2 separate regions of the Homo sapiens genome follow, and region 2 is linked to region 1. Evidence: chromatin contacts called from ENCODE POLR2A ChIA-PET data. All regions are on one chromosome and are shown on one strand. The core of a region is the stretch at or near the end of the contact, and the rest is flanking DNA. Distances in the headings are between cores, read along the strand shown. Region 1 has its middle 29 kb from the start of ACTR6. Region 2 holds the start of NR1H4 (nuclear receptor subfamily 1 group H member 4).

What was found. ChIA-PET counts read pairs that join two places held with the same protein, here RNA polymerase II (POLR2A).
Region 2: POLR2A ChIA-PET joins it to region 1 with 14 read pairs in Caco-2. The contact joins the promoter of NR1H4 here to the enhancer-like site in region 1. POLR2A ChIA-PET finds 5 or more read pairs at or near these places in 4 of 52 experiments (CD8-positive, alpha-beta memory T cell, Caco-2, MCF 10A and 1 more).

The regions. Positions count from the first base shown.
Region 1 is chr12:100,226,942-100,231,752 of GRCh38, forward strand. It overlaps a transcript of DEPDC4 not described here. Among named protein-coding and RNA genes, the nearest start is that of ACTR6, 29 kb to the left of the region's middle. Within about 2 kb of position 2,525, at least 4 of the 41 ENCODE cell types and tissues checked have a DNase peak (open chromatin) inside an H3K27ac peak, as active enhancers do.
Region 2 is chr12:100,470,977-100,475,787 of GRCh38, forward strand. NR1H4 (nuclear receptor subfamily 1 group H member 4) reads left to right here and starts at 2,890. Exons shown (of 11, transcript NM_001206979.2): 1 at 2,890-3,083.

The DNA.
Region 1 (4,811 bases), core at 1,275-3,774:
GCTGCAGTGTGCTACAGCTTCACCTGTGAATAGCCACTATATTTCAGCCTGGGCAACATAGTGAGATCTTGTCTAAAAAAAAGAGTAGAAGGAGATCATGGGTTAGCCACTAAAAGATTGAAACCTACAGCTGTGCCCTATTCCCTGTCTTGTTATTGAGGCTGGGCAGTAAAAGGGGTTAAAGTGTAAAGGTTGGAAAGGAAAGACTAGAACCTGAAATAATTTCATATCCCCTAAGGGCATCAAAGTAAGAAAAAAATTTTAACGGAGCAGTGGGTTGTGTCACTGAACTCTGATTAAAGCCAAGAGCTTGGACCTCATTAGAAAGAATTCAGACAGGGCAGGGCCCTAGGGAACTCAGCACATCTCCCTCTTGTTTCCCTCTCACCCCCCACCAACAACCAGAGGCAAAACACCAAATTAGAACTTGGATTGGCCAGGCATGGTGGCTCACACCTGTAATCCCAGCACTTTGGGAGGCTGACGTGGGTGGATCACCTGAGGTCAGGAGTTCGAGACCAGCCTAGCCAACATGGTGAAACCCCGCCTCTACTAAAAATACAAAAAATTAGCCGGGTGTGGTGGCAGGTGCCTGTAATCCCAGCTACTTGGGAGGCTGAGGCAGGAGAATCACTTGAACTTGAGAGGCGGAGGTTGCAGTGAGCCGAGATCGTGCCATTGCACTCCAGCCTGGGCAAAAAGAGCGAAACTCCGTCACACACACACAACAAAAACCAAAAAAACAAAAAAACTTGGATTCACCCATGGGTAAACAGGAATTCAGAAATGAAAAAAAATGAGCAGACAACCAAGCATTAAATATTTGAGGGATACTTATCACCAGAGAGGCCCCAAATCTAACAAGAATGAATCCCTAAGGGAAGAAAATAAAGGAAAAAACAAAAACTAATATCCTCTAAAGGACTGATGGGGTCACTGTATCTATTGTAAAAAGAGCAGGTTGCTATAACAAAAATAGTTCTTAGAAATTAAAAATAAGTTATTAAAAATAGCTTTTGGGCCGGGCGCCTGTAATCCCAGCAATTTGGGAGGCCAAGGCAGGCAGATCACCTGAGGTCAGGAGTTCAAGACCAGCCTGGCCAACATAGTGAAACCCGTTCTCTACTAAAAATACAAAAACCAACTCAATGTGGTGGTGCACACCTGTAATCCCTGCTTGGGAGGCTGAGGCAGGAGGATTGCTTCAACCCAGGAGGCGGAGGTGGCAGGGAGCCGAGATTGTGCCACTGCACTCCAGCCTGGGTGACAGAGTGAGACCCTGTCTCAAAAAAAAAAAAAAAAAAAACTAAAACTAAAAATAAAAAGACAAACTTTTGCTTAATAGATGGATTGAACAGCAGAATGGACACTAGTACTGTGCTGAAAATCTGGGCCAGGTGCAGTGGCTCACCCATGTAATCCCAGCACTTTGGGAGACTGACACAGGTGGATGGCTTGAGCCTGGGAGTTCAAGACCAGCCTGGGCAACATGGTAAAACCCCGTCCATACTAAAAATACGAAAATTAGCTGGGCAGGGCAGTGCATGCCTGTAGTCCCAGCTACTCGGGAGGCTGAGGCACGAGAATTGCTTGAACCCAGGAGGTGGAAGTTGCAGTAAGCCAGGATCACACCACTGCACTCCAGCCTGGGTGACAGAGACTCTGAAAAAAAAAAAAAAAAAAAAAAAAAAAAAGAAAAGAAAGAAAGAAAACGAGAAAAGAAAAAAGACTGAAAATCTGAGTTAGAAAGAAGCTGAGGGAATTTTCCCAGAATGTAGCATAACTGAGCTAGCACTGGATGGCTGGGGAAAGAGGCTAATCAATGTCCACAGTGTATGCTATGCTGTCCATCTAAATATTAAGAGCCTTACCTACAGAAGACGGCTTTTGATAAGAAAGCTTTTGATAAGCTTTCACACAGGAAACAAATATCCTTGCATTTGGGGCCTATTCTGAGTTTGTCCACATACTTCCCTAAAGCTTCTGCTTCCCAAGTTTCTTTTTTTTTCTTTCTTTTTTAAAATTTATTTTTATTTCTTTTTGAGATGGGGTCTTGCTCTGTCGCTCAGGCTGGAGTGCACTGGCATGATCCTAGCTCACTGCAGCCTGGAACTCCTGGGCTCAAGTGGTCTTCTCACCTCAGCCTCCAGAGTAGCTGGGACTAAAAGCTTGCACCACTACCGCTGGCTAATTTTTTTATTTTTATTTTTAGAGACAGGGAATCTCACTATGTTGCCCATGCTGGCCTTGGACTCCTAGCCTCAAGCAATCCTCCTGCCTTGGCCTCCCAAAGTTTTGAGATTATGGGCCTACGCCACTGTTCCTGGCCTAGGTTTCTTACCTTGTAGTTGTCAAATCTCTGACCCTTTGGTCAAACCATTAACTGTCATCTCTACTCATGTCTTCATGTAAGTTGAACCACCAGAAATATTGCTCTGATGTCTCCCTGAGATAATTTCTCCTCCGCACTGTGGATTAGGTGTGCTCAGCAGGATGTGCTGCCATCAAGTGGAAGTGGCATATACAGGACTGGACTCAGACTGGTCTTAAGGACATGAGTCAATTTTATGAGCTACTTACTCTCAGTTTCTCAGGAGGCTGATGCAGGAGGATTGCTTGAGCCCAGAAGTTCGAGGTGGCAGTGAGCTAAGATCGCACCACTGTACTCCAGCCTGGGCAACAGAGTGAGATACCGTCTCTTAAAAAAAAAATGTTTTTTTTGGCCGGGCGCGGTGGCTCACGCTTGTAATCTCAGCACTTTGGGAGGCCGAAGTGGGTGGATCACAAGGTCAGGAGATCGAGACCATCCTGGCTAACACAGCAAAACCCCATCTCTACTAAAAGTACAAAAAATTAGCCAGGCGTGGTGGTGCATGCTTGTAATCCCAGCAGAGGCAGTGAGCTAAGATTGCACCATTGCACTCCAGCCTGGGCGACGAGAGAAACTCCGTCTCAAAAAATAGTAATAATTTTAAAAAAAAAACAGTTTTATGTAAATCATACTCAGAACACTGGCTACAAAGGAGCTGGAAAATGAGGTTTTTAGCTTTCTACTCTCTGAAGTTTAGGAAGACACACTATAAGGAAGTTACACTAAATGTTGAGCAACAGGAGCTGCAGTCCCTGGTCAAACCAGTATTCAACGCCTGGGGGCAAAATAGAAACTTTTGGATAAACAAGGACTCAAAGTGCCACTCTTGAGACAATTTCTGAAAGAACTGCTTAAGGATACAGTACTGTAGTAAGATGACAATGAATCTAAGAAAGGAGGGTAAGCATTCAAGAAAACAGTAGGGGCCCAGCAAGATGGTTTACGCCTGTAATCCCACCACTTTGGGAGGCAGAGGCAGGAGGAGCACTTGAGCCCAGGAGTTAGAGGCTGTAGTGAGCTATGATCATACCACTGCACTCCAGCATGTGTGACAGAGCAAGACCTTGTCTCTAAAAAACAAACAAAAACACAGTAGGAAAAAAATAAATCAGGAAAATTAATTTGAATAATTATAGAAGCACTAAAGAGTTAGCAATTGAAATACTGAATTGTGTAATTTTATAATTTGTGTATCTTATTAACACAAAACATTTTTCAAATTGTGTTCACTCACATTTTCAATATATATTTAAATATATATTTATTCAATTTTTTTTTGAGATAGAGTTTCGCTCTTGTTGCCCAGGCTGCAGTGCAATGGCACGACCTTGGCTCACTGCAACCTCCGCCTCCTGGATTCAAGTGATTCTCCTGCCTCAGCCTTCTGAGTAACTGAGATCACAGGCACGCGTCACCATGCCCGGCTAATTTTTGTATTTTTAGTCAAGACGGGGTTTCACCACGTTGGTCAGGCTGGTCTCGAACTCCCGACCTCAGGTGATCCGCCCACCTCGGCCTCCCAAAGTGCTGGGATTACAGGTGTGAGCCACGGCACCCGGCCTTCAAAATAGTTGAATTGCTAGTTATACCCCTTTTATTCTGAAGTATAAGCCCTAAACTAACTTAAAATAGTTTCTAGTGACAATCTTTTTTTTTTTTTGAGAATGAGTCTCGCTCTGTTGCCCAGAGTGGAGCGCAGTGGTGCGATCTCCGCTCACTGGAACCTCTGCCTCCTGGGTTCAAGCAATCCTACCTGCCTGCTTTAGCCTCCCCAGTAGACGGGAATACAGGCGCCCGCCACACCTGGCTAATTTTTTTGTATTTTTATTAGAGTCGGGGATTCACCATGTTGGCCAGGCTGGTCTCGAATTCTTGACCTCAAGTGATCCAGCCGCCTTGGCCTCCCAAAGTGCTGTAATTACCGGTGTGAGCCACTGTGCCCGGCAAATTTTTTTAGAGTGTGTGTGTGTGTGTGTGTGTGTGTGTGTGTGTGTGTGTGTGTGTGTGTGTCAGGGTCACATTCTGTCATCCAGGCTAGAGTGCAGTGGCTCAATCACTCCTCACAGCAAGTGATCTTCCCACCTTAGCCTTCTGGGTAGATGGGACTACAGGTGTCCACCACCACGCCTGGCAAATTTTTTGTAGAGATGGGGTTTTGCCATGTTGCCCAGGCTGGTCTCCAACTCCTGGGCTCGAGCAATCTGCCTGCCTCAGACTCCCAAAGTGCTGGTATTACAGGTGTGAGCCACCATGTCTGGCCCCTAGTGACAATCTTACAATAAAACACACAACAAATAAAACAAAGGAATAACTTTATCAAAATATCTTTGTCAATTTTAATGTTTTATTAACTTTTTGTTGCTAATTTAATGGTTAGTATTTAGCATCCTTGAGCCATCTTTAAAGCACCTAGTTTTACTCTGAACTTGCACTTTAAGAA
Region 2 (4,811 bases), core at 1,640-4,139, 240 kb after region 1:
CTCTCCAGCCTAGGTGATAGAGCCAGACTGTGTCTCCAAAAACAAACAAACAAAAAAAGGAATGAGAAATGAGAAGTGATATCCTGTACTGGGAAGAGAAATGGCATTGTATTTGGTGTGTCCAGGAAAGGCCTCTCTGGTAAGGTGAGTAGAAACCTGTAGCATGCAATGGAAGGTCTCTGGGCAAAAATCAATCCAGGCTATGGAACAGAAAGTACAGGGGCCCTGGGGAGAGAATGTGCTTTATGAGTTCAGAGAACAACAAGGAGGCCTCATGACCGGCGTGAGTGATAGATGAAGTTAGAGCTATGTTGGGATGGGGTAGGATTCAGGGTCATTTAGATCCTTGGGGTCACTGTAAGAAGTTTGGCCATTACTCTGAGAGAGATGAAAGCCTGTGGGGGTTTTGAGCAAAAGAACGACATGATCCTTTGGTTTTGGTAGGATCACTCTGGCTGCCATGCTGGGAACAAATGACAGAGTGCAAGCATGGAAATAAGGAGGCCACTTAGGAGGCCATGGCACAAACCCAGGTGCAAGAAACCTGGCATGGACCAGAGAGATGACAGTGGAGGTGGTGGGAAGGTATCAGATTCAATACATATATTGTGAAGGTAAAACTTAAACATTTTCTAATGGATTGATTGTGTGGTGTGAAGAGAAGAAAAATAATTGTTGAAATTTTTGAATGGGCTCTTATGTCATACCCAGCACTATGTGCTACACCACTGGAGATCCAAAAGGATGGGAAATACATGCCACCCTCAGGGAGTATCCAGTCCAGTGGGCAAATACGATTGTCAGTGTGAAGGCCCAGAGAAAATAATAACAGCTAACCCCTACACAGCACTTTCTGTGTGTCAGGTACCAGCGCTTTGCATAGATTAATTCATTAAATCCTTGCAATAACCTCATGAAATACATAGTAATTATATCTTTATTTTACAGATGGGGAAACTGAGACAGATGTTAAGGAAAAGCCTAAGGTCTAAGGTCACACAGCTTGTAAGTGGCAGAGCTGGGATTTGAACCCAGCCGGTCCAGCGCCACAGTCTGTGTCTTCAGTCATTGTCTCCATCTCTGCTGGAGAGAATGAAATCACAGTACAGGCTCTTATCATCCAAGAAGAAATGGGCTTGGTGTCACATAGAAGTCACACAGGAGTCCCTCAGGCAGCCCAGAGCTGCAGAGTGCAGTAAGTGTCAGTGCAAACTCTCTTCAAAAGAAAATGTACAGGCCTGGGGTGACCCTCTTCCTTGTGCCGAAGGGGCTGGAGGATGCACCATAGTACATTGGGAACCCCCAGAAGTAGGTAGGAAGTAGGAGCCTGTAGGACCTACAAAAATGCTATTTTATAAGAGAAGCAAAATATAACATTTCTAACAGGTTTGAATGTAGATCTTCTACTAGCTGACCTTGTGACGGGAAACAAATGACACACATCACAGATGGGAAATGCACACATCACATACACACACACACACACACACACACACAGGTGCATGTGCAGCCATGCTGCTTTGGGAAGTTGTTTCTCAGCTCACTCATTGATTGCGTTAACAAAGAGTTACACAATGCTTTTTCTGTGAGAGGCACTGTGCTAAGACAAAGGGTAGATACAAAGACAAGTCTGCTACCATGCCTGGTTTTTGTAAAAGAGATAAAACAAGTAGAAAACTATAATATATAAGGTCAGAGGATTTAAGGGACAGCAAGGAAACTACAAATAAAAGATCAAGGGAGTTGGGTGGGGAGAATAGGGGCAGATGAGGAATGGGGCTGGCTTCAGGGAGAACTCTGCTTCTGTTCCACGCCTGGAAGATGTGTGGGTGTGAAAAGAAAGTAACTGAGGTAGAAGGAAGAGCTTGTGCAAAAGTGTGGAGGCGGGAGAGCTTGGTACAGGTTGGCAGAGGTTGGGATGTCTGAAGGGACAGAATGTGAGAAAATCCTAGAGACATTAGGGCTAGATCTTCAGGTGTGGAAGGGGTTCTAAATGTCAAGCATTTTGTGTTCGTTTTTTAGGCATAGAGAGTGCATTGGGGATTTTCGATGAGGGGAGTGCCTAGCAAGTTGCTGGGTACATAGTAGGCTGATAATCAATCAATGATGGTTCAACTAATGAAGGAGAGAAATAATAATTGCCACAAATTATTGGGTGATTGCTATCTGCCACACACTTTTCTAAACATTTTCACTACTCATGTAATTCTCACCACAGCCCATGAGATGGTTTCTCCATATCCATTCTACAGATGAGGAAACTGAGACTCAGAGAGGCTAAGTGTCTTGCTCAAGGCTGTGACTAAAGAGTGGGCATCTAACCAGAGCCTGTGCTTCCACACTGCTGTGCAATTTGGAAAACAGAAGAAGGGGAGAGAAGAAAAAGGGGTTGTGGGACCAATGTCATCCAGAAAGGAAGCTATGATAGGCCCAAAGTAGGAGAAGAACAATGTGGGTTGGAAATAAGAGACATTCCAAAGATGCAATCAACCCAAATCTGTTATTATTTGATATGGGTGGCTGGGCAGAGGGAAGGGTCAAAAAGGCTCCCAGCTTCTAGTTCAGTCCCGGGGAAGTGATAGAGCTATTCAAAGAAGTTGTAGTGAGAGAGAGGGAAGATGACAGTTTGGTTTTAGTTGATGTGTACAGAAATACGGGTGCCCAGGAGCCCACAAAACGGCCAGAGGAGAAATGCTTTCAAAGGCAAGCTGCAGGGCTCCTTGGTTTTGTCACATTCCTCATTCTGGGGCTTTGCGGTTTTGTCTTGGGAATCTCGAGGCTCTCCCAAGGTTCCTTTCTATGTTTATATCATTTAGCAGGGAAGGATTGTTAATGACTAATCTGTGTCCATGAGGCACAGAGCCAAGGAAGAGATGCTGCTGCTAGCCCAGAAGGCCGCCTGTGATCATGCACAGTACACTGGAACTCTCTCCTCCTCCTCACCTCATTGTCTCCCCGACTTATCCTAATGCGAAATTGGATTCTGAGCATTTGTAGCAAAATCGCTGGGATCTGGAGAGGAAGACTCAGTCCAGAATCCTCCCAGGGCCTTGAAAGTCCATCTCTGACCCAAAACAATCCAAGTAAGTACCTAATTCCTTTGGGAGTGGGTTGTGTATCTCACAGCAACAGAGAAAAAATAGTCACTTAAAAGTTTCTCTTTGACATCTGTAATGTATGTCAATAAATGAATTCTAAGTTAGTAGAGTTTGATGTAAAGTCCTGAAAATTAAAAAAGAGAGAAACTAAAAAACAAAAAGAAGCAGAAGCAAAAGTTAATGAGTCTTAACAGTTGCTTACCTATTGAAAACTTATTTAGAAATACTCTTTTAACATTGTGGTCACCTGAGTAAATCACTGGAGATAGTGCATTTCAGAAATGTCTCCGTTCTGATTCCATAAACAATTTGACTTGTATAGTGTGCTATATTTTGGTGATTTATCAAATCTTGATGTGAGTTTGGGAGTATTGCTAATGTCAGATGACTTGGGAACTAAGAATAAGACATTTAACCTATGCTTAATTGAAATGAAATTTTTCCCTAGAAGAAGAGTAGGTGGAAAAAGTCTTCTTTCTTGACTTCAGTTGTAAACTCTTCTATTGCTTTCCATTTTGAATATTAATATGACAGGAAATATCAGATGGAAATATTTTTAAAAGATAGAAATGTGAGTATGACGAAGAACTTTAGTAATAAAATTGTCCAAGGACTAAATTTATAGATAAGATACCTCTTTGTCTCCTTATTGACAGAGTGAATGGGGCAACTGTGGAGCCTGACTTACTTCTTTTAATTGGGTTTTTATTCAGAAGGGAGGGGCAGGAGGGAATGACAAGTGACTCACCTTGAATTCTTCCTCTAAGAAACTCACACCTGAGCTTTGAGCTATAAAGAAATCTGATGCTGTTTCTGGTGCTGTCTTAGAATCACTTCAGGAGTATTGACAAGAGGGGTAGGAACCCTTAGAAATAATATTAGTGATAAATAAGAAGGCAGGAAGAAACTTTTGGAGGTGATGGATAGGTTTATGGTATAGATTGTGGTGATGATTTAATGAGTGTATGCCTATCCCCAGACTCATCAAAGTGTATACATGGAATATGTAAAGCTTTTATATGTCAGTCACACCTCAGTAAAGTGGTTTACCTATCTATCTATCTATCTATCTATCTATCTATCTAAATTTTTTTTTCTGTTCCTAAAAAAAGGAAGGGAGAAGAGAGGAAAAGATGTTCAGGGAGCTACCATTTTGTTTCTAGCTGTGATTTTATAAAATGATAGACACTTTTATCTTTGTGTTACGTTCCTACCCCCAGTCCTCCAAATTATGGATCTGTGCCATTTGTACCGTGGACTTTTCTGTTTTCTGAGGATGTTGCAACAAATACTGATGCAACTCCTGGTTAACTGATAAAGTACTGGCCAGGGACAAAGCTCTCTTGTCCTGAGACCCTTCCTCAAGATTTGCAGCAATTTCCCACCACGTACCTCTGCCCTCTCCTCACAGCTGGAGAGGGAAAGTCATGGAATCCTTGTCCTTCCTCTTGTTTCCACCTCTTCAAGATTGGGCCAATTGCAATGGAATATCCATTGGTTGTGAGGCCTTTGTACTCTGCAAGGAAAAGAAAAGAAATGTGTGTATGTATGAGTGTGTGATGGAGCTAACTTTTCTACAATGTCTACTAACATGTCCTAGCCTTTACTTCATTCGCCTGTTTCCTTCTCACAAAAACCCTGTATGGGAGTTTTTCTTTACTTTTTATTATTATTTTTTTGAGACAAAGTCTCGCTCTGTCTCCCAGGCTGGAG